2 separate regions of the Homo sapiens genome follow, and region 1 is linked to region 2. A link is a loop called in an ENCODE intact Hi-C map of the cell type or tissue named here. Cell type or tissue: mammary epithelial cell. All regions are shown on one strand. Links, peaks and the distances in the headings refer to the core of each region. The heading gives the core; the rest is flanking DNA.

The links. Peaks named below come from ENCODE experiments on the same cell type or tissue, not always from the same donor. Only the 100,000 strongest peaks of a DNase experiment are listed, where the experiment ranks them.
Region 1: a loop joins it to region 2, with 4 times the contacts of the local background. A loop is called at or near these places in 4 of 110 quality-filtered maps.

Annotation. Positions count from the first base shown.
Region 1 is chr2:37,370,484-37,386,123 of GRCh38, forward strand. LOC107985868 (a long non-coding RNA gene) reads right to left here and starts at 13,821. Exons shown (of 3, transcript XR_001739403.3): 1 at 13,685-13,821; 2 at 6,114-6,244; 3 at 4,789-5,819. QPCT (glutaminyl-peptide cyclotransferase) reads left to right here. Exons shown (of 7, transcript NM_012413.4): 6 at 1,873-1,989; 7 at 2,199-2,839. The coding sequence ends at 2,344. RefSeq lists silencers at 5,824-5,873, 5,904-5,963, 9,469-9,669 and an enhancer at 5,936-7,135. In mammary epithelial cell, for the core only: no CTCF peak of the experiment used is centred there; DNase peaks (open chromatin) are centred at 6,448 and 8,108; H3K4me3 peaks cover 235 bases; H3K27ac peaks cover 1,908 bases.
Region 2 is chr2:37,159,011-37,174,650 of GRCh38, forward strand. It overlaps SULT6B1 (sulfotransferase family 6B member 1), which reads right to left. Exons shown (of 7, transcript NM_001367551.1): 6 at 12,424-12,580; 7 at 8,810-9,055. The coding sequence ends at 8,925. Among named protein-coding and RNA genes, the nearest start is that of EIF2AK2, 9.9 kb to the left of the region's middle. In mammary epithelial cell, for the core only: a CTCF peak has its summit at 9,558 (motif pointing right); no DNase peak of the experiment used is centred there.

The DNA of each region.
Region 1 (15,640 bases), core at 4,209-12,208, 210 kb after region 2:
TGAATATGATGTCCTTATAATGATACCAAAAGATATTCTTCAGTTTTTCTTTTCCATCTCTGTCTTTGCCATCTTCTATTTTCTACCTTATCCAGATATTATTTTCCTTTAAATCTAGTACAGTCTCTGCCAATTTTCCAAAGAAGCAAGAGATCAGGATAAAGAGAAAGCCAGATCCTTTGAGATTTAGAGTCAAATAAATGGGAGTTGACTAGGCCAGACCAGGTCAGGTCAGGCCAGCCCAAGAAACATACGTATCTATGGCTGAAGAGGGGAGCTTGGGGCTTGGAGAAAGAAAAGGAGAATAACTTTGTACTACCACCCTACCCAAAACAAAACAAAACAAAACAAAGCAAACTCTTGGCAGGCATCAGGGAAAGATGAAAATGAGATTGATCTTTATTGTAGAATCCAGGCCAGGGGGCTGCTTTGAAGGCAAGAATTTCATGCTAGAAATTCCTTACTAGCCACACAAACTTCTTGGAGCAAGATAGACTTGTATTACTTCTAACAGTGGGAAAAACACTGCCATCATAACTCACACTTTTGCCATGAGTAAAGAATTTGTCTAGAATCTTAGAGAAACTTCTGCTTGAACTTTAGGTGCATGTCATTGACAAATTTCATTTCCTAGTTTGAAAGAGTTACTCTAATGGTGTTATTAATATAAACTTCTTGGGCTTCTTCCTTGCAGCATATTTTCCTTACTTTGATGGTAGCCTTGAGAAACTGAGTTTGGCTTTCTTTCAAGGATTTTGTGCACTTTTATTATGTCCTGTACCAGAATGAACTTATGCCAATAACTTGCACCTTCATTCAATTTTAACCCATTGTGCCCCTCCTATTGGTATTTACATTTCAAACCATATCTCTAGTTGTATAAGAGAAAGCAGTGAGCTGAGGTGGCGCCACTGCACTCCAGCCTGGGCGACAGCGAGACTCCATCTCAAAAAAAAAAAAAAAAAAAAAGAAAAAGTTGTGTCTCATGGTAAAGGAATTATAAGTATCAATAAACAGACAAGAATATTGTTTTTGGTGGTAGTTAGGGCTTTCTCAATGTTTCTAGAATCATATTACATATGATTGATTACTAGTTGGTTTAGTTTTACCTTAGCTAGTTCCTAGCTATCCTAGGAAGTTTCATTTGGTTGTCTTATAATATTCATGTAATCTCTTGTCATCTTGTAACATACAATACATGACTTATGTAGGCCAGTGGTTCTCAAACTTTAAAGTGCATCAGAATCACCTGGAGGGCTTCTTCCACACAGATTGCTGGACTCCAGCCCCAGAATTTCTGTAAGTCTGAGATGGGACCAGATAATTTGCATTTCTGACACGTTCCTAGGTGTTGCTGATGTTGCTGGTCAGACATCACACTTTGAGAACCACTGATGTAGGTCACACTAGGTATCTCTTTCCCATAGAGTGGCCACTTGATATACTTCATCTCTACTCTGTTTGAGTATTCCCCTTTTAAGCCCCATATCTCATCTAAGGCATTCTTCATGCAGCATCTTGGACCTATAAGCATCTACACCTGCACCTGTGTTGTCCCCTTCCACCCACCTGTCCTCTGTTTTTTTCATTCTCTATCTCTTCACTGTTCTGTGGAGTTTCTACCTCTAAGGAGGTTCTCACCTGTAAGTTTAGAGCCACATTTGACTCTTCTCTCTTCCTGCTCCAAAGTGTACACATCCCTGTTCAACCCAGATGTTTATTGTCATGGGTGTGGCCATGCTTGCTGTTGCATAATCTTTTACAAATTATGGACACATGTGCTAAGATTTCAAACTCCTTAAATAAGGATACATTATGAGTCTTGATAAGATAAAAATAGTTGTTCATTTACTGTATAATTGTCATCTACAGAACATGAACTTCATGAATTGGGTTTGCTCAAGGATCACTCTTTGGAGGGGCGGTATTTCCAGAATTACAGTTATGGAGGTGTGATTCAGGATGACCATATTCCATTTTTAAGAAGAGGTAATGTGTGTGTGTGTGTGTGTTTGTGTGTGTGTGCGTGCACAGCCTGATTTTGGAGTACAACGGTGGGATATGAGAAAGTACACAGATGATGATGAATTATCAGCTGTCTTTATGTGGTACAGAGCTCCCTCTGCTTGAAGAATGACCCTTTCTAGTTTACTCACTGGAGTAATGCACATTGTTACAAGTTGGTTCTTTCTTAATAGGTGTTCCAGTTCTGCATCTGATACCGTCTCCTTTCCCTGAAGTCTGGCACACCATGGATGACAATGAAGAAAATTTGGATGAATCAACCATTGACAATCTAAACAAAATCCTACAAGTCTTTGTGTTGGAATATCTTCATTTGTAATACTCTGATTTAGTTTAGGATAATTGGTTCTAGAATTGAATTCAAAAGTCAAGGCATCATTTAAAATAATCTGATTTCAGACAAATGCTGTGTGGAAACATCTATCCTATAGATCATCCTATTCTTATGTGTCTTTGGTTATCAGATCAATTACAGAATAATTGTGTTGTGATATTGTGTCCTAAATTGCTCATTAATTTTTATTTACAGATTGAAAAAGAGGGACCGTGTAAAGAAAATGGAAAATAAATATCTTTCAAAGACTCTTTTAGATAAACACGATGAGGCAAAATCAGGTTCATTCATTCAACGATAGTTTCTCAACAGTACTTAAATAGCGGTTGGAAAACGTAGCCTTCATTTTATGATTTTTTCATATGTGGAAATCTATTACATGTAATACAAAACAAACATGTAGTTTGAAGGCGGTCAGATTTCTTTGAGAAATCTTTGTAGAGTTAATTTTATGGAAATTAAAATCAGAATTAAATGCTATGTTGTGATGTCTTTTTTATATATAAAAATAGTGATATAATTTAATGCATAGTCCAATTTTTATAGGATTTTGCAAATTTAACGTTCTCATTGTAAAAATAATAGTCAATAACAAACATTTTGGAAAATGGAGAAAAGAAGAAAACTATAATCCCATTATATTAACAGAATCACCATTAGTTCGCTTTTTAGTTTTTCCTCACTTTTTCTTTTTTTTTTTGAGACAGGGTCTCACTCTGTTGCTCAGGCTGGAGTGCAGTGGCATGATCATGGCTCACTGCAGTCTTGACCTCCTCGGCTCAAGCGATCCTCTCACCTCCACCCTACGAGTGATTGGGACTACAGGCATGCACTACCTAGCTAATTTTTTTGCCTGGCTAATTTTTTTGGTATTTTTGTATGGATGTGGTTTCTCCATTTTGCCCAAGCTGGTCTTGAACTCCTGGGCTCAAGCATTGTTCCTGTCTTGGCCTCCCAAAGTGCTGGGATTATAGGCACGAGCCACTGCATCCAGCCTCCTCACATTTCTTAAATGCAGATTTTTCTTATAAAGGTATAATCAAACTGTATTACAATTTTTTGGCCTGTTTTTTCCTGTTAAACTATGTGATTACCAGGCATATATTTGCTGTTTTGGTTTTGGATTGAGGTGAGGACAGAAAAAGACTGCTGAATGTGAACTCTAGAGTCAACATTAAGGTAACACAGTAGTACTGCAGTAGTTGTGACAATTTTTGTGTAGATAGATTATATGGTATTCGTTCGGTTAGTTACTTAGAGCATTTTTTTCTGGAAATACATAGGCATTCATAAGTTGTCTTTAGCTATAGGAAACAATTATCTAGAAATACAAACTTGATCAATTAAATAATTAGGAAATCGTTCCTGGCATACAGATGAAGTTAGTTGGGGCCACTGTCTTCTGTGTGTTCCCTGTTCGGACAAGACATTTAGTAAATACTCAGTGAATTAATGTGCCGAATGACAATGGAAGTCATTGGGAAAGTAATTTACTTGCTAAAACATAGTTTTCAGGTAAGAAAAGGATAAAAATAATTTCATCAATTTGACTATGTAAATTATATAGAATATAGCCAGAATTATATATGTATACTTAGGTATTTTCTATGCTATATATAACATTTATAGATAAATATATATTACATTTATATATACTTATATATAACATTACCTGTCTATAATTTCATGTTGGTAAATTTTACAGAATTAGATTTTTCTAGGATTCTTTTTTATTTTCTAAATGTCCTTCCAAAGTCATGTAAATGAAAGTCGTGTGTTTGTGAATTAATGATATTAAGAGCTAACACTTAGACTGAGTGCTAACTCTGTGCCAGACAGAGTCACATATGCTTTATATGTTTTACTAACTTAATCCCCACAACAATTGTGTGAGGTAGGTGTTAGTAAGCTTACTTTATGATGCTCAGAGTAGTTAAGTGTATTTTCCAATATTACATAACTAGTAAGTGGTAATAGTGGGAGTTGTACCCAAGAAGTCTAGCTCTAAAGCTTATACTTGGGAACCATTCTAGAATATTGCCCATTTACATGAAAAGAACTATACAGAATATTCCCGATGCCAAATGCAAAGCAATAGTTGTATCTTGAAATTTTTATAGGTCATTTCAAACTGGGGATGCATTCTTAGGTCATTGCTGCCACGATTCACCTGACAACATAGGCTTCAGAGACACATAATTTCTATGCAGAATGATTACTCTGCCGTAGTGAAGGCTATTTTTGCGTAAGTGTGGGTATATACAAATCAACACGAGTGGTTCCAGGCTAAAGTATCTAAGCCACAAAGCAGGATTAAAGGGAGCTGAGTTTTCTGGATTTTTTGGATGAGAGAAAACATATGGAAAGAGTTCAGGGAAAACACATATTTTTTAACATGAGAAAATAAATGGTCTAACAGACTGATGATATTAAAACAGAATGAAATGAAGTTTTAATGAGGAACCTAAACATTAGTCGACAGTACTGCATACATAATTATAAGCCTAAATGATAAGCTCCTTTGGAGGCAAAATGAAATTAATAAGAGATCTACTATAATCTGTTGAGTTCACATTAGTTGAATTATTTTTAGAGGAGGTTGGTGGATATGTTGAAATGGGATAAAAGAAAAAATAAAACCATAAGCAGCTTAATTCAGTGAAGGTTTTCTTCCTTTGAAAAGACATATCCTCAAATTCTACTCACTAAGAGTTTGCACTGATATAGGAAAAGCAGCCATGATGTCATAAACGGAGACATTTTAAGGCATTAACCTGATATTAGTCTCTGAAATATGCTCTGTATAATTCATGTCAGTCAGAAATATTACTTTCTAAAAATTATAGCTGCAAAGGCAGTGCTCCATAAACATCAGGTTGCATTTGGAATTTTTCTATGTGCATTTTGGAGCATTTTACTGCCCCTAAGAGAACAATTTGTACGTTTTGTCTGTTATTGTCAATCCTGCAATATGTAGGGCTATTTTTCTTCTTCAAGAGAAATGAGTTCAAAGGAAAATATTCATAAAAGAGTATTCATAACCTTGGCATCTAAAAAAATCATGAGCCTGTTATTGTAGCTCGAGGGTTGTGGCTGGAAGAGAAAAGACAGATCCTTCAAAAAGGAGAAATGTTTTAGATGGCAAAGCAGTTGTCATTAAGAACAAAGCAGCCCATGTTTTCAGCTCCAACTTCAAATCCTTAAGCAGTTTATTTCATGAAGCTTCTTTCTTCCATCAAAGAAATACATTCATTATGGTGCTACAGCAAAATCATGTGAAAACTGAACGTTTCCTCAATCAACTTGGCCCAGCTGGAGGTGATTACTTTGTGTAAAGGAGGGACGATGGACACGATTCAAGACGCTTCCATTTCTTTAACGTACAGGCAGCCCTGCAGGAGGCTTGGTCACAGTATATTCTGCGGAAAATCAAGGCTCAGTTTCTGTGCAAGACCTGAATCTGAGGAACGAATGTGGGAGGGGGGAATAGAAGAAATAAAGAGAAGATGAGGGAGACTATTCAGGGCAGCTGCAGTAATTTAAAGCAAAGCTAAAGTAGAAAATTTGGGGGAAATTATTTAAATTTGCTATTCATCTTAAGTCATGAGGCTGTGCTTTCAGAGCCAGCCTCCCGCTAACTTTTGGCTTCAAAGATGAATGAACAAAAGATTGAGGTTTCACTCTCAGTTTCAGGGCCACTTTTTACGTAGCCTGAAATTCTAAAAGTAGTTTTGAAGTGGTTTAACTGCCTCACCTTACTTCCCTTTTGTCTATCGCCTCTGTGTCTTTTATGGTACATCTTTTCCATCCCTCAAGTAGTGAAATTACTGCTTTGTTGCAAGGGGCAGATAGCATTGTGTAAAGCTACTGCTGTGTTCCAAGGGGCTGAGGTGGAGAGAAAAGGTTGTTAGGTGGTTGAGCCAGTAGGGTGGCATAGGATACCCCTCAAATGCTCCTACACATGAACATTGGCCCCAGGCTCCTGGCAAGACATCCAGCAGCAATAATTTATGACAGTTTTATAGAGAGCTGGGATGAAAGGACTGTCTTGTGTCATGGCTGTATTCCTCAGCCGGAATTTGGTTGGCGTACGCACGCAATGTGAAGTCATCTTATTGTGCTCATATTTCAAAGGCAACACATGGAACAGTGCCCACTCTCCTGACATATCTGAATTTGCCAGCGAAGAGTTTAGACCGTTTGTTTGAGCATTAACATTAAGAGCACAAAATTGCCAAGAAGGGAAAACAGCATGGCTTAAAGCAAACAAAACAAAACAAAACAAAAAACCCCTAAATTCACAAAGGTTACAAAGGTAATATGAAAATAGATTTAAAAACTCATAAATTATCAACAGCACTGGAAACTTTATTCTCTTACACTTACTGAGCACTGTGTGGTACAGGAGGTCCTTGGCACTCATGGATTTAACATTTGTGGTTTTGGTTAACAAAGAATGACATGTAGTAAGTGACATGAGCTAAGAGTTTGGCGTGGAGAAGTAAACGAGCATAGCTGACTACGAGCCACCAGTTTCACTGTTGTTCTCTAGTCATCCTTGCAGTAACACTTGGGAAGTGATAAACCCCATTTCTTTGTAAAAATGAAGCCCTCCTCCAAGCCAGCTGCTTTTTCTGGAGATGTTATTGAGAGGTCTAGAAAAATGCTGGCTACAGTGAGTAGCTTTATAAGTGATTTTAATCCTTTACAAATAGATAAATTAATGCTAGGAAAAGATAACTTTAAAACTTCAGTTTTAAAACTTTATTTAATGAGGAAAATTGTAAGCAACAATGGTATTCAAAAGCACTTAGGATATTTTCCTCGAGAATGTTAAAGCTCCATTTTAGGTTATGTTAGAATGATTCCGTATCAAGTAACTGATTGTGATCATCCTTTCATAGGTTTACCCATAGAGCTGTATATTAGCATCCTCATTTTACAAATAAGTGAACACAGAGTTTAAATTATTCTCAGTTGATGCTAAGACTAGACTCTAGGGAACTTAATTTCTCATACATGACATGGCTGATTTCAGCTCGATTAGAGGGGACCTTAGAGATTTTCTACTTCACTGGCTTACTGGTTTTCAGCTACACCCAGGGGGCATTTGAAAATATGTGGTGTGTGTGTGTGTGTGTGTGTGTGTGTGTGTGTGTATGCCTTTCTGTGCTTATGTAGTGGAATGGGTGGTGAATGTTTGTCATGAAGACTGAGGGGTGCTTCTGGAATTTAGTGGTTAGGGGCAAAAATGAATGTTCAGGACTGTTTGCACACTAGAGAATTGTCTCACCCCAAAAGCCAATGGTGCCTCCACAGCACTGAGTAGTTTTCAACATTCTCATTTTAAAGGTTTAGCTATCAAGATCCAGAGAGGATGGATCACTTAAGATTCCATTGGTTTGCAAGTGACAGAAAATTCAAACTTACCTGAGCAAAAAACGAAATTTATTTCATGTCTCTGACTTCAGACACAGTTGACCCCAGAACCCTGTCTCTTGTCTATCTGCTCTGCCCTCCTCTGGGTAGGCATTAAACTTAGGGAAGTACTTCCTTCTGGGGCAAGATGGCTGTTAGTAGCCCCAGGTTCATACTCCCATCACTCCAGTTTCAGTGCAAGGTGAGTACCTGTCCTCTGAGCAACAGTTCCACAAAGTCCTTGGCCTGACTGCCATTGGCCCAAGTGGAGCTCTGGGACCTTTGCTGATTCAGTCTCTGGGCTGGTGGATGGAATGCACTGATTGACTTTGGCCTGTGGCTCACGCCCCTCCCTATAGCTGGGAGAAGTGTCAGCTTCACCAAACCACAGGAATGAAGGCAGGGAGGAGGCGGTTGTCCAAAGGAAGATCTAGAAAAAGAGTGCCGTACAAGCAAGAGCAACAAACGTCCATTACAGTAGGTAAGCGAGTTGGGTGACGTATGTACGATCCTAAGGCATGGTACCACATTGCCTTTCTTTTTTTCTTTTTATTTTTTTTGAGATGGAGTCTCGCTCTGTTGTCCAGGCTGGAGTGCAGTGGCATGATCTTGGCTCACTGCAACCTCTGCCTCCCAGGTTCAAGTGATTCTCCTGCCTCAGCCTCCCAAGTAGCTGGAATTACAGGCATGTGCCACCATCACTTGGCTAATTTTTATATTTTTAGTAGAGACGGGGTTTCACCATTTTGGCCAGGCTGGTCTTCAACTCCTGGCCTCAAGTGATCCACCCACTTTGGCTTCTGAAAGTGCTGGAATTACAGGTGTGAGCCACCGTGACCGGCCTGCTTTTCTTTTATTTATATATTGTGTGGACATTATAATGTGCTGTTAGAATGGAGATATACTTGGTCCTTCATCGCAGTTCATAAACTACAGGGTAAAGGTTTTGGAAGAAGAGCATAGGAGTTATAAGGTAGACTATGCTTCCTGCTTAAAAATATGAATTAGGCTGGGAATGGTGGCTTATGTCTATAATTCCAGCACTTTGGGAAGCTAAGGTGGGAGGATTGTTTAGGCCAGGAGTTGGAGACCAGCCTGGGCAACATAGCAAGATTCCATCTTTACAAAAATAAAAAAAAGTAGCTAGGCATGGTGACTCTTGCCTGTAGTCCCAGCTACTTGGGAGGCTGAGGTGGGAGGATCACTTGAGACCAGGAGTTCGAGGCTGCAGTGAGCTATAATCACACTATTGCACTCCAGCCTGGGCCACAGGACAAGACTTTGTCTCAAAAACAAAAATAAAAAAATCAGAATTAGAAGATTTCTAAATTCAGCTGTTTATGCTTCATTTCCTTGCAGTTGGATTCTGGTGTTGGAAATGGGAGTTTGTCAAAGGAAAACAAAGTTGCTTCACATAAGCTCAGGTTTTCTTCAGGATCATTGTATTTCTCCAGACCTATAAACAAGTGATAGAGCTTAGAAAGTTTCATCCAAGGAAGGAAGAGCACCGCTGGATATTTAAACTTGTTAACATTTCACCTTGATAGAAGGCAGGGGGATTACAGTCTGTAGGAAACCAAGAAAAATATAGGTTACTTAGGAATTGACCAGGACAAGTAAGCTTCTCTGCTACCAGAGGCTGGCAGTCATGGACAAGACCTTGTCCAGACATGGCCTGGGGCCAGGCCGACCTTGAAGCGGATGAAGATGAGGTTGGCAGAAGGAAGGAAGGGTTTGTTGACTCACTGTGAATGTTTCAGTCCAGCAGTTCTCTTCAAAGTCAGAGTTCAAGGCAGCACTTTGATCAAATATAAGCTTCTTACACCACTCCTCAGAGGCCGATAAATGTTATCAGGCCAATGTGTGAGGACCAGCCATGTCATTGGTCCTCATCAAGGTCATTATCAGACCACACCGTGGGGTGGAGTCTGAACTGAGATGGTTGTTCAGCGGCTGGGACCAAGAGAGTAGAATCCAAGCACTTTGAGGTTAAAACAGGCCTTATAAACCATCTACTCCAGGGAAGTCCAATCTTTTAGCTTCCCTGGGCCACAGTGGAAGATGAAGAGTTGTCTTGGGCCACACCTAAAAACACTAATGCTAGTGATAGCTGGTGAACTTAAAGGATTTGCAAAAATGTCCCATGATGTGTGTGTTTGTGTGTGTGTTTTTTTTAGATGTGGTCTTCCTCTGTTGCCTGTTGCTCAGGCAGGAGTGCAGTGGCACAATCTCAGCACACTGCAAACTGTGCTTCCCCAGTTCAAGTGATTCTCTTGCCTCAGCCTCCAGAGTAGCTGGGATTACAGGCGTGCACCACCACACCCAGCTAATTTATATATAAATATATTTGTGTGTGTGTGTGTGTGTGTGTGTGTGTGTAATATATGTATTTTATTTTTGCTTAAGTTTTATATTTCAGGAATTTATTTTTAAAGTTTTCCTAAGGACATCTTGCCTTGAATAGTGTTGGCACAGATTTTATTATACTAACATTTCTGCTACTAACAATCATAAATGTCAAACAAGACATATAAAATAGTTATTTGAAAGCATAGGATAGTGACAAGCAGGCAGATACTCGAGGGAATAAAATGATTGAAAAAAAGGAAATATACTAGTTGCAATCCATATTTACATGTTTTTCCCCCACTCTCAAAAATGGCTGGGAATTGAAAAAGGAATCCAGAAAAAGAGGAAGTCCACAGAAGGTAGAAACTCCAAAATCTGCATACATATTCTCTGCATACATCAAATCTTTCATGCGCGTCCATGTGAAGAGACCACCAAACCTTTGTGTGAGCAACAAGGCTGCTTATTTCACCTGGGTACAGATGGGCTGAGTCCGAAAAGAGAGTCAGCAAAGGGAGATGGGGTGGGGCTGTTTTATAAGATTTGGGTAGGTAAAGGAAAATTACAGTCAAAGGGGGGTTGTTCTCTGGCGGGCAGGAGTGGGGGGTCACAAGGTGCTCAGTAGGGGAGCTTTTGAGCCAGGATGAGCCAGAAGGAATTTCACAAGATAATGTCATCAGTTAAGGCAGGAACAGGCCATTTTCACTTCTTTTGTGGTGGAATGTCATCAGTTAAGGCAGGAACCGGCCATCTGGATGTGTAGGTGCAGGTCACAGGGGATATGATGGCTTAGCTTGGGATCAGAGGCCTGACATTCCTGTCTTATGTTAATAAGAAAAATAAAACGAAATAGTGGTAAAGTGTTGGGACGGTGAAAATTTTCGGGGGTGGTATGGAGAAATAATGGGAGATGTTTCTCAGGGCTGCTTCGAATGGGATTAGGGGTGGCCTGGGAACCTAGAGTGGGAGAGATTAAGCTGAAGGAAGATTTTGTGGTAAGGGGTGGTATTGTGGGATTGTTAGAAGAAACATTTGTCGTGTAGAATTATTGGTGATGGCCTGGATACGGTTTTGTATGAATTGAAAAACTAAATGGAATAACTTCTAAACAGGTATTAAAGGACTAGGAATCGGGAGGACCTAGGACATCTAATTAGAGAGTGCCTAAGGAGGTTCAGCATAGCCTTGCCAGCAAAGAGTATTTATTTTAAGAGTTAAGAGTGGCGGTTTGGGGATAGCACCAGGAAATATCAGCTGTGATGGCTTGGAGAAACCGGCAGTGTAAAAAAAGCAGGACATTTATGAGTAGTTGAGAACGGTGAATAGGAGTCTGACTAGACAGAAGATAGTAGGGATGACAAGTTTTTTGGGGCACAGTCTAAGTTGGTCTGGTGTCTGGAATGAGACTGGGGCTTAATAAAAAGGAGCATCTATACAGGAGCTTAAATGGGCTGTACCTTGTAGCATTCCGAGGACAGGCCTGAATTCTGAGAAGGGCAAGAGGTGAAAGTACTGTCTAATCTTTTTTAAGTTGGAGGCTGAGCTTGGTGAGGTGTGTCTTTAAAGACCATTAGTCTGTTCTACCTTTCCTGAAGATTGAGGACCATAAGGGATATAAAGGTTTCACTGAATACTAAGAGCCTGAGAAACTGCTTGGGTGATTTGACTAGTAAAGGCTGGTCTGTTATCAGACTGTATAGAGGTGGGAAGGCTAAACTGAGGAATTATGTCTGACAGAAGGGAAGAAATGACCGTGGTGGCCTTCTCAGACCCTGTAGGAAAGGCCTCTACCTATCCAGTGAAAGCGTCTACCTAGACTAAGGTATTTTTGTTTACTGACTCGGGGCATGTGAGTAAAGTCAATTTGCCAGTCCTGGGCGGGGGCAAATCCTTGAACTTGATGTGCAGGGAAGGTGGAACTGCCATCAATAAACTAAATGTGATCAGGGTGAGGAACAGGGAAGAAGCCAATATGGGGAAATGGGGTGAATGTCAGGTGGATCAGAGAGATACAGTCATGAGGGTCAGGTGTGGTATCCGGAATAATGTGGGAGGCCGGATTGAAGTCCGGGCCAGGAACAATAGTAATTGTGAGAGACTCAACAAAGAGTGAGTACAGCTGAAGGAGCCAGGAAGCAGAAAGTACATGCCTCAGGTGTGAGGAAGAAAATAGATTTTGGAAGTTATGAGAGCTGCAGAGAGTGAGTTGAGCATAGTTTGTGATTTTGAGGGCCTCTGAAACTATTAGGGCGGTGGCAGCCGCTGCACGGAGACATGATGGCCAGCCTAAAACAGTAAGGTCAAGTTGTTTGGACAAAAAGGCTACAGGACGTGATCCTGGTCCTGGTGTAAGAATTCTGACTGCACAGCCCTGCACTTCAGCTGTGGGTAATGAAAAGGGTTGGGATGAGTCAGGGAGACCTAGGGTGGGGGCAGTCTTTAAAGCTGTCTTCAAGGAATGGAAAGAGGAGTGGGGAAAGGATTTAGGATCTATGGGGTCAGTAGGTTTCCTTTTGTGAGTTTATATAATGGTTTTGTTAGGATGGCAAAACCAGGTATCTAAAGTTAAAAGTATCAACCATGCCTAGGAAGGAAAGGAGTTGTTGTTTTGTAGAAGGTGCTGGGGTTTGAGAGATCAGTTGGACACAATCAGCATGGAGAGCACGTGTGTTTTTATGAGAATTATGCCGAGATAGGTAACAGATGAGGATGAAATTTGGACTTGACTGAAGTAATGGGGGCTGTCTGTGAAGCCTTGCGGCAGTACAGCCCAGGTAATTTGCTGAGCCTGATGGGAGTCAGGGTCAGTCCAGGTGAAAGCGAAGAGAGGCTGGGATGAAGGGTGTAAAGGAATAGTAAAGAAAGCATGTTTGAGATCCAGAACAGAATAATGGATTGTGGAGGGAGGTATTGAGGATAGGAGAGTATATGGGTTTGGCACCACGGGGTGGGTAGGCAAAACAATTTGGTTGATAAGGCGCAGATCCTGAACTAACCTGTAAGCCTTGTCTGGTTTTAGGACAGGTGAAATGGGGGAATTGTAAGGGGAGTTTTTAGGTTTTAAAAGGCCATGCTGTAGCAGGCGAGTGATAACAGGCTTTAATCCTTTTAAAGCGTGCTGTGGGATGGGATATTGGTGTTGAGCGGGGTAAGCATGAATAGGTTTTAATGAGATGGTAAGGGGTGCATGATCGGTCGCCAAGGAGGGAGTAGAGGTATCTTATACTAGTGGGCTAAGGTGGGGAGATACAAGGGGAGGACGTGAAGGAGGCTTTGAACTGGGGGGAAAAAAGCGGCATGTAGCCCAGGAATAGTCAGGGAAGCAGATAATTTAAAGTGTCTCGGCCTAATAAGGGAACTGGGCAGGTGAGGATAACTAAAAGGAGTGCTTAAAAGAGTATTGTCTAAGTTGGCACCAGAGTTGGGGAGTTTTAAGAGGTTTAGAAGCCTGGCCATCAATACCAACAATAGTTATGGAGGCAAGGGAAACAGGCCCTTGAAAAGAAGGTAATGTGGAGTGGGTAGCCTCCATATTGATTAAGAAGGGGACAGACTTACCTTCCACTGTGAGTTACCCAGAGAGTCTGTGATGGTCCTGTAGGCTTTCGAGGCAATCGGGCAGTCTCAGTCTTCAGCTGCTAAGCCGAGAAGATCTGGGAAGGAGTCAGAGAGCCTTGGGCCAGAGTTCCAGGGCCTCTGGGAGTGGCTGCTAGGTGAGTTGAACAGTCCGATTTTCAGTGGCACAGATGGGACACAGCTTGGGAGGAATCCTGGGCTGTGGGCATTCCTTGACCCAGTGGCCAGATTTCTTGCACTTGTAGCAAGCTCTTGTGGGAGGAGGTTCTGGAGGAACGCCTTGCAGCTGCCGTCAGGCGTTTGGAAGTTCTTGTGTGCTGGAGATGTGGCTGGGGTTTGGCTCACAGTGGAGGCAAGGAATTGCAACACAGAAATATGTTGCTACTTGGCTGCTGCTACTCTATTATTGTTCACCTTGAAGGTGAGGTTAATTAAGTCCTGTTGTGGGGTTTGAGGGCTGGAATTTAATTTTTGGAGATTTATTTAATGTCGGGAGCAGATTGGGTAAAAAATAAAATGTATATTGAGAATAAGACGGCCTTTTGACCTTTCAGGGTCTAGGGCTGTAAAGCGTCTCAGGGCTGCTGCCAAATGAGCCGTGAGCTGGGCTGGGTTTTTATATTTGATGAAAGAGCCTAAACGCTAACTGATTTGGGAGAGGTCGGATAAAGAAAAAGGAGCATCAACCTTGACTATGCCTTTAGCTCCAGCCACCTTTTTAAGAGGAAATTGCTGGGCAGGTGGGAGACGGCTAGTTGCGGAATGAAACTGTAAGCTGGACTGGGTGTGAGGAGGGGAGGTGATAAAAGGATTATAGGGTGGAGGAGCCGAGGCTGAGGAAGAATTGGGACCTAGCTCGGCCTGGCGAGGAGGGGAGAGGTCAGATGGGTCTGTAGAAAAGGAAGATTAGAAAGACCCAGCAATGCTTGGGGTTGGGACTGAGGGGACAGGCGGAAGGGAAAGAAGGAAGATTTGGGATGAGTTGCATTGGGAACAGAGGGGAGGGACTGATATGTAAAAGAATGCCTGGACGTTAGGCACCTCAGACCATTTGCCCATTTTACGACAAGAATTATCTAGATCTTGTAGGATGGAAAAATTGAAAGTGCCGTTTTCTGGCTATTTAGAGCCATTGTCAAGTTTGTATTGGGGCTAAGCGGTGTTGCAGAAGAAAATAAGATGCTTAGATTTTAGGTCAGGCGAGAGTTGAAGAGGTTTTAAGTTCTTAAGAACACAGGCTAAGGGAGAAGAAGGAGGAATGGAGGGTGGAAGCTTGCCTATAGTGAAGGAGGCAAGGTTAAGAAAAAGGTAGAGACACGGAGAAGCGGGTGGGGAGCAGCCCTGGGCTGCAATGTGGGTGAGCAACAAGGCTGTTGATTTCACCTGGGTGCAGGCGGGCTGAGTCCGAAAAGAGTCAGCCATTTTTGTATTTTTAGTAGAGATAGGATTTCGCCATATTGGCCAGGCTGGTCTCAAAATCCTGACCTCAGGTGATCCACCCACCTCAGCCTTCCAAAGTACTGGGATTACAGATGTGAGCCACTGCAGCCAGCCCATTATGTTTTAAGAAAGTTTATGGTTTTGTATTGGGCCACATTCAAAGCCATCCTGGGTCGCATGCCACCGGTGGGCTGCGGGTTGGACAAGCTTGATTTACTCTATGGTTTTCACCCTCAGCTTTAGATTCTCCTTGGGGCTGCACTGCACGGACGGTCCCTGTCCACGTTTTTGCCTCTTTCCCAGTGGTAGAATGTACTCCAACAGTTTTCAACGTTTTTGTATTTTAAGTAGTAAAGTCCTTTCTTTGAAGGATATCTCACACGAAAACCCCAAAGATAAAAGCAGTGCAGATCTGGTTGAAGGTAGGAGAGTGGCCTAGAACTTTATTGGTGAAACCTTATCCAAACCCCCCAGCACACTCACCCTGACGCACTGCAG
Region 2 (15,640 bases), core at 5,905-13,904:
AATTTTTGTATTTTTAGTAGAGAAGGGGTTTCACCATATTGGCCAGCCTGGTTTGGAACTCCTAACCTCAAGTGATTCCCCCACCTCGGCCTTCCAAAGTACTGAGATTACAGGCGTGATCCACCGCGCCCAGCCTAGAATTACAACAAAAATTTTCATTTGCAGCCTCATCAGGTCTCTTCTGTGAACACTGAGGGCATTGATTGTGAAAGAAAGAAGCCCTGGGAATTTGGGTGGATTTGAATGAATCCAAGTGCCACTGCCCTCCTAAATTCTGCTGTGTCTCCACAGGCTTCCCACCATTGTCTGATAAGGCTGGTACAGCCTACATTAAAAAGCATGAAACAGTCACCCTGCAAGGAGGTGCTGATTCTCCAAATATCCTATCTCTACCTGTGCCTTCACTCCTAGAACTAGAATCAGATGCTAATGCGCCCCAAGAGGATATGGACAAGATCTGATGGAGGGGTGATGCTTTACACAACAAAAGAGCAACAGAAAGCAAGAAATAGACATGGCAATGAGTCTAAAGATGACGTGAAGAAAGCTGAAAGTTGAGGCTGAGCGCGGTGGCTCATGCTTGTAATCCCAGCACTTTGGGAGGCCGAGGTGGGCGGATCATGAGGTCAGGAGATTGAGACCATCCTGGCCAACATGGTGAAACCACGTCTCTACTAAAAATACAAAAATTAGCTGGGCGTGGTGGCATGTGCCTGTAATCCCAGCTACTTGGGAGGCTGAGGCAGGAGAATCGCTTGAACCAGGGAGTCGGGGTTGCAATGAGCCAAGATCGTGCCACTGCACTCCAGCCTGGCAACAGAGCAAGAAAAAAAAAAAAAAAAGAAAGAAAGTTGATGTACTGCCTCTAGCAGTGGGAGCGCTAAGCCAGTTTGCCCAGTTGGTTTACTATAATATCAGCTCAGTGGCAGCTCACACTAAATGTAAATGTAATGCCAAGTAATGCAGATGAAGAAATCAAAAATACTTAGGGAGTCAGGAATATTGGAGTAGATTCATCTTATGCAACCTAGTCACTTACTTCCTAACCATGGACCCCAAGAAGATCCAAAGTCCCCTCCTTCAGTGGCTTATACAGAGCCAGTGGCTGGCAATGCAGCTGATGTTCAGAGAGTTGGAAGGAATGATATCAGAGGGCTGATGATGAGGTCTAGGGAAATGATGTGCTTGAACCACTTCGAATGGGCAGAGTGTGCATATTGGGCTCCCTTTTGAATGTTCACCAAAGGCAACCACTTCTAAAGAGGCTTTTGAGAAGCAGTTGAGCAAGAAGACTTCTGTTAGCCTTTTCCCCAGCTATCCCTGTGCTTGTTTCAACAAATAAAGAGGCTGTGACAGCAGGAATGGAGGATATGTGTGAGTTTATCCACATGGGCTTCTCAGGCCTTACTACGTAACTCTTTGTGAATATCAGTATGGTTATTGACCTATAGTCAATCCCATAAGTCTATCTCTTTTAATACAGTGACTTTTAGATCAAAATGTGTAATGCTAAAGCAACGAATCAGACACAGATAGAAGAATCGTATGTATCAATTATTCTTAATTCTCTTTTTACTAGCAGAGGAAAAATAATAACTGTTATTCCTGCTTTTGGAAATTGTAGAGTGGTCCATATTTATGTTGTACCATATCTCTTGTGGCTCTTTTCCTCAGATGTTTCTGCTTTAGTAATTTGTCTTGCTTACTTATAAACTCTTCTTGTCAATAGTCCCCACATGCACATTATTATAAAATCATCGCTATGGTCTGAATGTTTGTGTCCTCCCTAAAACTCATAAGTTAAAAGCGAATCACCAATGTGATGGTATTAGGAGGTGTGGCCTTTGGGTGGTGGAACTGGTGCTCTTATAAAAGAGGCCCCAGAGATCTGCCTTGTCCCTTTCATCATGCAGAATACAGAAAGAAGGCCGGGCGTGGTGGCTCACGGCTGTAATTCCACCACTTTGGGAGGCCGAGGTGGGTGGATCACTGGACGCCAGGAGTTCGAGACCAGCCTAGCCAACATGGCAAAACCTTGTCTCTACTGAAAATACAAAAATTAGCTGGGCATGGTGGTGCATGCCTATAGTTCCAGCTACTCCAGAGGCTGAGGCAGGAGAATTGCTTGAACCTGGGAGGCATAGGTTGCAGTGAGCTGAGATCATGCCACTGCACTCCAGCCTGGGCGACAGAGAGAGACTGTCTCAAAAAAAAAAAAAAAAAAAAAGAAAGAAAGAGAAAGAAAAGAAAGAAAGAAAGAAAGAAAGAAAGAAAGAAAGAAAGAAAGAAAGAAAGAAAGAAAGAAAGAAAAAAGTCAAGCCCAGAATCATCAAGGGCTTACAAGACACTATATTTCCTGCACCCTGGTTGCCACTTTAACCTCGTCTCTTGTTTCTCTGCCCCTCTTTCATTCTCCTCTAGTTACATTGTCCTCCTTGTGGTTTTTCAAGAATGCCAGGTATACTACTGTCTCAGTGCCTCTGTACTTGCTCTTCCTTTTGCCTGGAACCTCATCCTTCAGATATCTGCAAAACTCACAGATCTTGTTGAAACGTCACTTGCTCACGAAGCCCCCTGACTACACTATTTAAGTTCCAATCACTACTGTCACCCTGTTGTCACTCCCTATCCCCCTCATTCTATTCTATTTCCCCTCCATGGCACTTACAGCCTTCTATTATACAATACAACTTATTGATTTATTGTCTTTGTTTTCTCCTTCCTCTGACATGTAAAGTCACATGGACAGGGATTTTTGACTGTTTTATTCGCTAATTATTTCATTGTCTAGAATAGATCTGGGCCAAAACTGGGCTGCTGCCTGTTTTTGTAAATAATGCTTTATTAGTGCACAACCACATTCATTCATCTATATATTGTCTATGGCTGCTTTGACACTAAGATGAGTTGTGTTGAGTCACTGTGACAGAAACTGCATGACCAGTAAAATTGAAAATATTTACTATCTGACCCTTCACAAAAAATGTTTGCTGATCCTTGTTCTAGAATAATGACTGGCCGTGGAGGAGGAGTGGAACTAGCAAGGACACTGGGAGGCAGCAGCTAATAGGGAAAACAAGAGACATGGACTCCTACAAGCCAAGTGAAAAAAAATTTTTTCTGGGAGGAAAGCGTAATCCACTATGTCAAATGCTGCTTAACAAATCCTTGTTGAATGAATACTGGGAGACAGATGAAGGCCCCAGTGTTCCTCTCCCTGATGCTATTCCTCTTCCTCTTCTCAGCAGAGATAATCACTCATTTAAGTTATTCACATTCATGACTTAAAGGGTATTACCTCTGTATGCATTCATTTTTAAAAATAAAATCTTCATATGTTTTAAACTTGCTTTTTGTATTCATTTTTTTTTCTGAAAGTGGTGAAATACACATAACATAAAATTCACCATTTTAACCTTTTTTTTTTTTTCTTTTTGAGACAGAGTTTCGCTCTTGTCACCCAGGCTGGAGTGCGGTGGCACGATCTCGGCTCACTCCAACCTCCACTTCCTGGATTCAAGCGATTCTCCTGCCTCAGCCTCCCGAGTAGCTGGGATTACAGGCGCCCACCACCACACCTGGCTAATTTTTCGTATTTTTAGTAGAGACGGGGTTTCACCATATTGGGCAGGCTGGTCTCGAACTCCTGACCTCAGGTGATCCGCTCACCTCAGCCTCCCAAAGTGCTGGGATTACAGGCGTGAGCCACCACAGCCAGCCTAACCCTTTTAAAGCATATGATTCAGGGGGACTTAGTACATTCACAATATTTTGCAACCATCACCACTGTCTAGTTTCAAAACATTTCACCACCCCAGAAAGAAACCTCATATTGATTAAGTAATTCTTATGTGTTTTAAGAGTTATTTACTTTACCATGGTCAGCCTGGTGATCAAAAATAATCATAATAAATAAAATTTAAATTTAAAAAGATATTTACTTAATATACATAGCTCTAATTCATTTAACTGCTGAATATTTATTTCTATTAATATTTCAAAATTTTCTTATCCATTCTTCTCAGTTTTGTTTTTAAATTTCTCACTATTTACAAATAATGCTGCAATGAAGATTTTCCTTCATGTTGCCTTATACAAATAAGGAAGAGTTTCTCTTAGATATACGCCCAGGAATGTAATTGCTGGATTGTGAAGTATATGCACAAATAACTACCAAATTTCTTTCCAAAATGTACAAGAGTATACTTCTATTTCTTCTCTCTTATCCTTTGTCTCATTGTTGTCATAGATTTACTTCTATATATAAGCCCCAAAATACATTGTTATTACTTTTGCTTTGAATAGATAGATAATTATCTTTTAAAGAGATTATAAAGACAGATTTTTTAGATAGAGTTTCACTCTGTTACCCAGGCTGGAGTGTGGAGTGCACTGGCGTGGCAATCTCAGCCCATTGCAAACTCTGCCTCCTGGGCTCAAGCAATTCTCTTGCCTCAGCCTCCTGAGTAGCTGGGATTACAGGTGCCCACCACCACACCTGGCTAATTTTTGTATTTTTAGTAGAGATGGGGTTTCACCATGGTAGTCAGCCTGGTCTCAAACTCCTGATCTCAGGTGATCCACCTGCCTTGGCCTCCCAGAGTGCTGGGATTACAGGCATGAGCCACCACACCTGGCCATGGGGAAATATAGTTTATATATACCCACACATTCGCCATTTTTGGTGCTCTTCATTCCTCTGTGTAGACCCAAATTTCCATCTGGCATCATTTTCCTTCATCTAAAGAACTTCTAGTATTTCTATAGTACATATCTGTTGGAAATTATTTTTTTCAGGCTTTATTTGACAGAAAAAGTATTTATCTGTTTTTTTTTGAGACGGAGTCTCGCTCTGTCGCCCAGGCTGGAGTACAGTGGCACGATCTCGGCTCACTGCAAGCTCTGCCTCCCAGGTTCACGCTATTCTCCTGCCTCAGCCTCCCGAGTAGCTGGGACTACAGGTGCCCACCACAATGCCTGGCTAAATTTTTTTTTGTATTTTCAGTAGAGACGGGGTTTCACCGTGTTAGCTAGGATGGTCTCGATCTCCTGACCTTGTGATTCGCCCTCCTCAGCCGCCCAAAGTGCTGGGATTACAGGTGTAAGCCACCGCACCTAGCCAGAAAAAGTATTTATCTTCTTTTCTGAAAGATATTTTTGACTGATATCAAATTCTAGGTGGACCGAGATTTTCTTTCAGTCTTTCAAAGATATTACTCTATTGCCTTCTATCTTGCATAGTTTCTGATGAGAAGTCTGTTGTATTTCTTATGTGTTTCTTCATATGTAACATCTTTTTTCTTTTTTTTTTTTTTTTTTTTTTTTTTGAGACGGAGTCTCGCTCTGTTGCCCAGGCTGGAGTGCGGTGGCGGGATCTCGGCTCACTGCAAGCTCCGCCTCCCGGGTTCACGCCATTCCCCTGCCTCAGCCTCCCAAGTAGCTGGGACTACAGGCGCCCGCCACTACGCCCGGCTAATTTTTTGTATTTTTAGTAGAGACGGGGTTTCACCGTTTTAGCCGGGATGGTCTCGATCTCCTGACCTCGTGATCCGCCCGCCTCGGCCTCCCAAAGTGCTGGGATTACAGGCGTGAGCCACCGTGCCCGGCCAACATCTTTTTTCTTTAGCTGCCTCAAAGAATTCTCTTTGTCACTGGTGTTCAGCAATTGCATTAGGATGTGTTTTGGTGCCATTTCATTATGTTTATTCAGCTTGGGGTTTGTTGAACTTCTTGAATCTGCAGATTTATAGTTATTTGAATTTGAACAATTTCAGTCATCAATTTTTCAATTTTTTTCTGTACCTCTTTCCTTTTCCTGATATTCCAATTACATGCAAATTTGCTTGATATTGTCCCATAAGTCACTGAAGCTCCGTTTATGTTTTTCTGTAGTCTTTTTTTTTTCCTGTCTTCATTTAGAATAGAATAGTTTCTATTGCTATGCCTTCAAGTTCCCTGGTGTTTTCTTCCTCTCCATCTAATCTACTGTTTATTCATCCAGTGTATTTTTTATTTCAGATATTGTGTTTTTCATCTCTAAAACTTCCATTTGGGTCTGTTTACATTATCCATTTCTCTTCTCATCATTTTTTTTTTACCCATTTGAGCATATTTATAAAATGTATAATAGCTCTTTTAAGATATTTATCTGCTAATTCCACCATTTCAGCCATTTGTCTGTTTCTATTAATTGATTTTACTCCTGGATATGGGTCATGTTTTCCTATTTCTTTTTATGCTTGAAAAATATTTATTGGATGGCAGACATAGTGTTGGGGCTTTATTTTTTTAAATTCATTTTTTAAATGTTGGACATTTTATCTAGCATTTTTTTTTTTCAAACTGGTAAGCAATTAAGTTACTTGAGTTCATTTCAATGCATTCTAGGCTTGCTTTTGTTACAGCAGGGCTAGGGCTAATTTAGCCCTACTTCTAAGGTCTGAACATTCTGGGAAATCTACCCAATGCCCTGGGTATTAGTCTCTCCACTTTGACTGATGGGAACACAAACTATTTCCACCTCTGAATGAGGTCCAGGAAAATTCTTTGGCTCACTGCTTTCCAGTAATCCTTTCCTTGTCTTGATGGGACTTTACACTGTCTTTGTAAAGTTTTATTCCATGCATACACATATCTGCACTCAGTTAAAGATTAGAAAGATTCCCTCTGCAGATCTCTGAGGTTCTTGCTATGTTAAATTTTTAACATACAGTGCTCTTTTCCCCAGCAATGTGCTCTGAAAATCTAGCCTCCTCAGCCTGCCTGACTCCCAATATCCAACTCCAATTTTATGAGACTTTTGTATGATGTTCCTTTTCCCTGTACTGCAGCTTGGAAACTGCCTATAGATAGCACGTTCAGGAAGGTGTAGGGATCAACTCACTTGTTTACTCCTTCTCAGAGATCCCAGTATTCCTCTGACTGTTGTTCAATTTTCCTAATTAGTACATTTTTCTCATTATCTATTTATTTACCATTTGGATGTCCTCTTCTATAAATTACCTGTCTATATCCTTTACACTTTTTTTTAAGAGACAAGGTCTTTGTTGCCCAGGCTAGAGTGCAGTGATACAATCATGGCTCACTGCAGCCTCAACCTCCTGGGCACATGCAATCCTCCTGCCTCAGTCTCCTGAGTAGCTGGTACTATGGGCACACACCGCCATGCCTGGTTAATTTTTTTTTTTTTTTTTTTTGGTAGAGATGAGGTCTTCCTATGTTGCTCCAGCTGGTCTTGAACTCCTGGCCTTAAGTGATTCTCCCTCCTCAGCCTCCCAAAGCACTGAGATTACAGGCATGAGCCACAGCACCTGTCTACATTTTTTTTTTCCTATTAGGCTATATTTTATTTCATCTATTGATATTAGTTGTTCTTTATATACTCTAGATATTAACCTTTTATTTAGCATTTTCTCTCCTTCCTTCCTTCCTTCCTCTCTCTCTTTCCCTCTTTCTCTCTCTTTCTCCCTTCCTCCCTCCCTTCCTTCCTCCCTCCCTCCCTCCCTTCCTTCCTCCCTCCCTCCCTCCCTTCCTTCCTTCCTCTCTCTCTCTCTTTCTTTCTTTCTTTTTTCTCCCCTCCTTCCTTCCTCCCTTTTTTTTTTTGACAAAGTCTTGCTCTGTTGCCCAGGCTGGAGTGCAGTGGCATGATCTCAGCTCACTGCAACCTCTGCCTCCTGAGTTTAAACGATTCTCCTGTCTCAGTCTCCCCAGTAGCTGGGATTACAGGTGCACACCACCACATCCAGCTAGTTTTTGTATTTTTAGTAGAGATGGGATTTCCCCATATTTGCCAGGCTGGTCTTGAACTCCTGATGTCAAGTGATCTGCCCGCCTCAGCCTCCCAAAGTGCTGGGATACAGGCATGAGCCACCTCGCCCAGCCAGGATTCTTTCTTTTTAGAACATTTTCTGTCTTGTTAGTTCCACATGCCTACTTGAGGCTCTGTGGTAGAAAAAGTCTTGATGGGCCGGGCGTCGTGGCTCATGCCTATAATCCCAACACTTTGGGAGGCCAAGGCAAGTGGATCACCTGAGGTCAGGAGGTCAAGACCATCCTGGCCAACATGGGAGAAACCCTGCCTCTACTAAAAATACAAAAATTAGCCAGGCGTGGTGGTGCGTGCCTGTAAACCCAGCTACTCAGGAGGCCGAGGCAGGATAATCACTTGAACCTGGGAGGTGGAGGTTGCAGTGAGCCGAGATTGCGCCACTGCACCCCAGCCTGGGTGACAGAGTGAGACTTTGTCTCAAAAAAAAAGAAAAAGAAAAAGAAAAAGTCTTTACGGTAAAATAACACAATCTCTTACCTTTAGCTTTGAATTAAAGGTCATATTAAGTAGAAATATAAGGTCCCTTGAGAAGGGGCCTTCCTAAGGCCTACTGCAATGGCATACATGGAGCAGATTAGCAATGCATTTTTCTTGAACCAAATTAGAATGGAATTTATTGCAGAGTTGGAATTAACTCTCCCCCAACATTGTCTGAGATAGCCACCCCAAGTGCTTTTATCCATAGTAAGAAAGGAGTTATATTACGAGCAAAGTACAGAAAATTGTGCACCATTTGGAGGCCTGTGTCATCTATGGCCAAACACAGCTTTAGGTATGTCTCTGATAGTATCTCCTTACCCTCTTACGTGAACCTAGAGCACAAAATAAGTTAAAACTCCAGTGTGATGTATTAATAATAGTGTCCCTTTGGGACTGCTGAAATATCCTTTCTTGAAAAAGTGAACAAACTTATATTTGTGCTCAAAAATGTCCGATGTTATCATTATTATTAAATTGTATTATTATTTTGTATTGTATTATTTAGATTTCAATATTGTTTAATTATTATTTGATTATTTGATTGAATTATCATTTAATTATTTACACTTAATTATTATTAAGGAAAATAAATCTAGGCCTGCTGAATTGACTGGAATCAACCCTGGCAATATGATTCATACTTCAACTTTGCTCCGAGGGAGGTGCCTGCTAAGCACTCTTTGAATTTTTCATCCATTTCCTGGTTCTGAATTTCACTGAACAAATTTTTCCAATCACCAACTTCACCTACAACACACAAAAAACAGTAGACCCAGATATCTGTTAGAATATTTCTTCATGATTTTACCATTTTCAGTGCAATATTTCACTCTGATATGTTAAAATGGACACATGGAAAAAAGCTTTACACTCTTTATTTAGTTTTTTTCAGACGGTGTCTCGCTCTGTTGCCCAGGCTGGAGTGCCGTGGTGCGATCTTCAAGCAATTCTCCCTGCCTTAGCCTACCGAGTAGCTGGGATTACCGGCGCCCGCCACCACACCCGGCTAATGTATTTTTAGTAGAGATGGGGTTTCGCAATGCTGGCCAGGCTTGTCTCGAACTCCTGACCTCAGGTGATCCGCCAGCCTCGGCCTCCCAAAGTGCTAGGTACAGGCGTGAGCTACTGCGCCCAGCCAAAAGTTTTACACTCTTAAAACCTAATGTGATTTCTGTTGTAAAATTAACAATATCCATTGGGACTCCACCATCTGTGGTGTGGGAGGTGACATGTTTTCTTTACATCACTAGGGGGAGCCATCAGCCTCAGTGATACCCTAACCCTATTCCTCTCCAAACACCTAGAACTTAAAATTCCACTTTTTGAGAATGATATTTTTCTCTGTAAAGTCTCTTAAAGACTTTAAATACCCTTTGAAAGTTAACATTTTATAGCAAGTTTTCGTTAAGACCTCAGATACTGATAATTTTGCAAAAATGTATTATTTTGCCTGAGTTTGGGATGTTTTTTCTTACTGGCTGTTACCAGTAAAGAAAGTTACTTTTTTCTTAAAGATCTTTTGATCATTTAGGTTGAAGTTGTAAGTTCCATATTGCATAGCTGTTGAAATGTACGTTAATAAAGAGTTTAATGACATGAAGAAACGCTTACAATATATTAAGGGAATAAAAGAAAACACAAAACTGTTTACAAATGTCATCAGCTATATAAAACGTCACAGAATAAGGGTGGAAGAAAATATGCCAGAAAGTTAAACCTACCTCTGGTGGAAGAAATTTGGATAATTTTAATACTTTTTCACATTTTTCTATGCTTTATGAATTTTCTACAGGGAATATCATACGTTTTTAAAACTATTACTTTATTTACCTTAGAATTGTCCTATTCTAAATAACACTTAATTAACAATAGATAGAAAGGTTCTATTTCCTACCTCCTGAAAGCTGATTAAACAAGCCATAAAAATGGGGGTTAGTCAAGAATCTAACCAAAGTTAGGTTTACATTCAATGTTCCGCTTACAGTAGATTTTAAAAATGGATTTTCATTTGAAAAAGTACAGTAGAGTCATGTCTAGGCTCACATCCTGACTCCACTGTTTATTAGCTATGTGACAATGGAAAATTAATATTCCTGAGCTTTGATTCCTACATTTAGAAAATTAAGAACTTCAGTGGGTTTTTTGGTTTGTTTGTTTTTGTTTTCTTGTTTTTGTTTTTGTTTTTGTTTGAGACAGAGTCTGGCTCTGTCACCCAGGCTGGAGTGCAGTGGTGCAATCTTGGCTCACTGCAACCTCCACCTCCCAGGTTCAAGCAGTTCTCTGACTCAGCCTCCCAAGTAGCTGGAATTACAGGCGCCCGCCACCACGTCCAGCCCGAGCTAATTTTTATATTTTTGGTAGAGACAGGGTTTCACCATCTTCGCCAGGCTGGTCTTGAACTCCTGATCTCATGATCCACCTGCCTCGGCCTCCCAAAGTGCTGGGATTACAGGCATGAGCCACCATGTCCGGCCTTAGAACTTCAGTGTTTTTTACAATAAAATTTAATCCCAACAAAATGTTTAATACATGATAGATGCCTGCTGTTAGCTGTTGTTGTCCTTGCTGGTATATGTGCTACCTCTACATCTCATTATTTCATTATATACTCAATGAAAAATAACACTGGCAATCCTTAAGCTATATTATCACACATTTCCACAAGAACTTAGAATACTTTAATGAAATATAGTAACTATCATCCATGTCAGAGAGAGCTAGTTGCCTTTCCCATAGTCATTTTCTTCCTCTTCCTTATGGACAAAACCCTGATTTTAATTGTGTAGTAATATGCCTGGCTTAAAAAAGTCACATTTCCCAGCCACCACTGCAAGGAAAGTGGCCAATGAAATGTAAGAAGTCATTGGCCAGGTGTGGTGGCTCACGCCTGTAATCCCAGCACATTGGGAGGCCGAGAATGGGTGGATCACCTGAGGTCAGGAGTTCAAGACCAGTCTGGCCAACATGGTGAAACCCCATCTCTACTAAAAATACAATAATTATCTGGGTGTGGTAATGGGTACCTGTAATCCCAGCTACTCAGGAGGCTGAGGCAGGAGAATCACTTGAACCTGTGAGGCGGAGGTTGCCGTGAGCCGAGATCGCACTACCACACTCCAGCCTGGGCGACAGAGCAAGACTCTGTCTCAAAAAAAATATATAAAATAAATAAGAGAGAGGAAAAAAAGGAGTCATTGGCCAGGTGCAGTGGCTCACGCCTGTAATCCAGCACTTTGGGAGAGGAGTTTGAGACCAGCCTGGCCAATATGGCAAAACCCTGTCTCTATTAAAAATACAAAAAAATTAGCCAGGCGTGGTGGCGCACACAAGAATCTCTTGAACCCAGGAAGCAGAGGTTGCAGTGAGCCAAGATTGTGCCACTGCATTCCAGCCTGGGCAACACAGCAAGATTCTGTCTCAAAAAAAAAAAAAAAAAAAAAAACTCACTGATGGGGCTTCCAGGAAAGTTATTTAAAGGGGGCTCACTCAGCTAATACGATTCTGCCCCTTGCCCACTCACTATCTCCTATCTGAATTTGAACATAATAGTTGAGCTTCAGCTGCTATCTTGTTTTCAGAAGGTGATCATCAGAAAGGACTCTCAACCGCAGAAAGGACCCTAAAAGATGGTATGGGGCGGCCGGGCGCGGTGGCTCACGCCTGTAATCCCAGCACTTCGGGAGGCCAAGGCGGGCGGATCACAAGTTCAGGAGATCAAGACCATCCTGGCCAACATGGTAAAACCCTGCCTTTACTAAAAATACAAAAAAATTAACTGGGTGTGGTGGCACGCGCCTGTTAGTCCCAGCTACTCGGGAGGCTGAGGCAGGAGAATCGCTTGAACCCAGGAGGCGGAGGTTGCAGTGAGCTGAGATTGAGCCACTGCACTCCAGCCTGGGCAACAGAGCGAGACTCCGTCTCAAAACAAACAAATAAACCAAAAAAGATGGTATGGGGCTGCCAGTTACAGCTCTGGAGAGCCTGTGTCCAGACCTCTTACTGAGGCGGAGAAAAATAAAACCCTATCTGACTTAAGATGAAGTTATTTGGATTACCTGTTGTGTGCAAAGTCAGTCCCTAACTGATAACAATCCCAGAAACCAATGCGACTTTACCTTTGCGGAAAAGGAATGGGCCGACAGCACCGTGTGTGTCCTGAGACTTCGCACGCATGGCTTGGAAGGTGCTCTGGACTGAGATAGTTTGAATTTGCTCCCCAGTTAGAAAGAATCCCAAGAACTCAGCAATCTGTTTTATTCCAGCAGCCAGATTCTGTAAAAAAATTTTCTTAAAGATAAATTTCTTCCTATGGAAATTGTTCTCTGAGCTGAGACAGACTTTTTAGTCATCAGAGTTATTCAGCCTAACTCCCTAGTTCATCTCATCCCCCACTTTAAACTTAGAGTACTTTCATCTTCTTATGTAAATATTGAGATATCTCTGTAAGATATTCTGTATTGATTATACTTTGTAGTTTCAATTTATGACTCTTGTTGAACTTACCAGATAATAGTTTTTAGCATGTAAATAATGACAGTAACATTAATTCACAGGTTATAATTTTATCTAGGATGATATCATTGCATTAAAAAGTACCAACTTAGACCAGCTGAAGAAATTAATGTATTCCTATGTGCTCATTTGAATTCTCTTTTTTTCTGAATTCTATTTATAGCTAATGTTTAATTCCATTAAGAAAGTCTAATTTTTAGAATCATAAAAACTTGAAGAATTTTTTTTTTTTTTTTAGACAGGGTCTTTCTCTGCTGCCCAGACTAGAGTGGTGCAAGGGCACAATCACGGCTCACTGCAGCCTGGACTTCCTGGGCTCCAGCAATCCTCACACCTCAGCCTTCTGAATAGCTGGGACAACAGGTGTGTGCCACCACATCTGGCTAATTCTTGTATTTTTGTAGAGACAGGGTTTCGCCATGTTGCCCAGGCTGCTCTCAGAGTCTTTAATAGACCAGTGCATAATGTGAATCTCCAAGAGAGCAGGCTATAGAATACAGCAGTTCCTAAATCTATTTGAATAACCTCCTCCCAAACCTCAAGAAATATTTATTAACAGCTGGGGCAACACTTGTATTCTATGGTGCACAAGTTTCAGAAACATTATTCTAAACTAGAATTAATATGTTCTTTCATATTATATACATGCATCCTATAAACAGAAAGGGTCGATTAAATCTCACTTTTTTTTTTTGAGACGGAGTTTCTCTCTTGTTGTCCAGGGTGGAGCACAGTGGCATGATCTCGGCTCACTGCAACCTCCACCTCCAGGGTTCCAGCAATTCTCCTGCCTCAGCCTCCTGAGTAGCTGGGATTAGAGGTGTGTGCCACCACGCCTGGCTAATTTTTGTATTTTTAGTAGAAACAGGGTTTCACCATGTTGGCCAGGCTGGTCTCGAACTCCTGACCTCAAGTGATCCACCCGCCTTGGCCTCCCAAAGTGCTAGGATTACAGGCGTGAGCCGCCGTGCCTGGCCTAAACCATACATTTGCTTGTTTGTTTGTTTGTTTGTTTTTGGTTTTTCGTTTGTTTGTTTTTTGAGATGGAGTCTTGCTCTGTGGCCCACGCTGGAGTGCAATGGCACAATATCAGCTCACTGCAACCTCCACCTCCTGGGTTCAAGTGAGTCTCCTGCCTCAGCCTCCTGAGTAGTTGGGATTACAGGCACGCACCACCACACCCAGCTAATTTTTGTATTTTTAGTAGAGACGGGGTTTCACTGTGTTGGTCAGGCTTGTCTCGAACTCCCGACCTCAGGTGATCCACCTGCCTCGGCCTCTCAAAGTGCTGGGATTACAGGCGTGAGCCACCATGCCTGGCCTAAACCACACTTTCTTTTTATAAGAATGTAATGTAAGACTGGTGTTAGAAACCCAATTAAGTTAAGGAGCACTTGATACTCCCTTCTCTTTAACATGCTTTCTCCACAGGATTCTGCTTTCCTTCCTACCTCAGTAGCCCCCGCTTCCTGGTCTCCTTTGCTGATTCCTCCTTTTTTCCCCAAACTCTTTAAATTGGTGGGCTCCAAGTTCTTGGTCATCTTCTCTATCTATATACCTACGTATATATTTCCATGGCTTTAAAGCACGGCTATGTGTCAGTGATGCCCAAATTTTATCTACGGCCCAGAACTCTCTGTACTTACAAGGCCTGTATGCCCAACTGCCTACTTGACTTCTCAATTAGGACGACTAATAAACATCTCAAATTTAATGTGTCCAAAACCAAACCTCTGATCTCCCCGACAGTTCTTCACCTGCTGCCATCTCCTACTCAATCGGTGGCAACTCAGCCCTCAATATTATTGGCCAGGCCAATAATATTGGAGGCTTACTTGACTTCTCTCCTTGTCTTGCCACTCTCCCCTCCATCCAATTCAGCAGCAAATCCTGTTGGCCTTCCCTTCAACATATATCCAGAATCCAACCTCTTCTCATCCCTGCATGGCCCCTTCTTGGCCTGAGCCACCATCTTCCTTTGCCTGGACTATTGCAGTGCCCTCTTTACAGCCCTCCCAGCATTTGCTTTGCCCCAGTTCATTCTCACACCTAGCCAGAATGATCTTGTTAAAAACACATCTGCTCCAATCACTCCTCTGCTCAAATCCCACGATGGCTTCCCACTTCCCTCAAAGTGAAAGCCAGAGTGAGTGGCATACTCCATCCTACCTCCTTGACTCTTTCCTCATTGGCTGTTCAGCCCTGGTTTATTCCTACTGACCCAGGCACATCTGCTGTCCCTTAATCTCACCAGGACTATCCCAGCTTTTGCTCCAGTTGATTCCCTCTGCCAGAAATGCTCTTCCCCAGTTACCTACTTGGCTCACTCCCCCACTTCCCTCAGATCTTTGCTCAAATCACATCCCCTCAGTAAGGTCTCTCCTAATCTTCCTATTCTTTTTTTTTTTTTTTTTTTTTTTTTGATACAGGATCTCACTCTGTCACCCAGGCTGGAGTGTGGTGGCCTAATCATGGTTCACTGCAGCCTCTACCTCTTAGGCTCAAGTGATCCTCCTGTCTCAGCTTCCTGAGTAGCTGGTACTACAGGTACATGCCTAATTTTTAAAAATGTGCCCAGGGTGGTCTCGAACTCCTGGCCTGAAGTGATCCCCCTGCCTCAGCCTCTCAAAGTGTTGGGATTGTAGGCATGAACCACCACACCAGCCTAAACATCATATTTTACACTGGAATTTGTCCAATCCTTCCCCGTGCCTGGCCCCCCAGCATTTTTAATTTTCCTTCACCAGCTATGCTGTTTCTTTTTTTCTCACATACTATATACATTTTAAAAATTATTGTGTTTATTATGTATCATTCTTT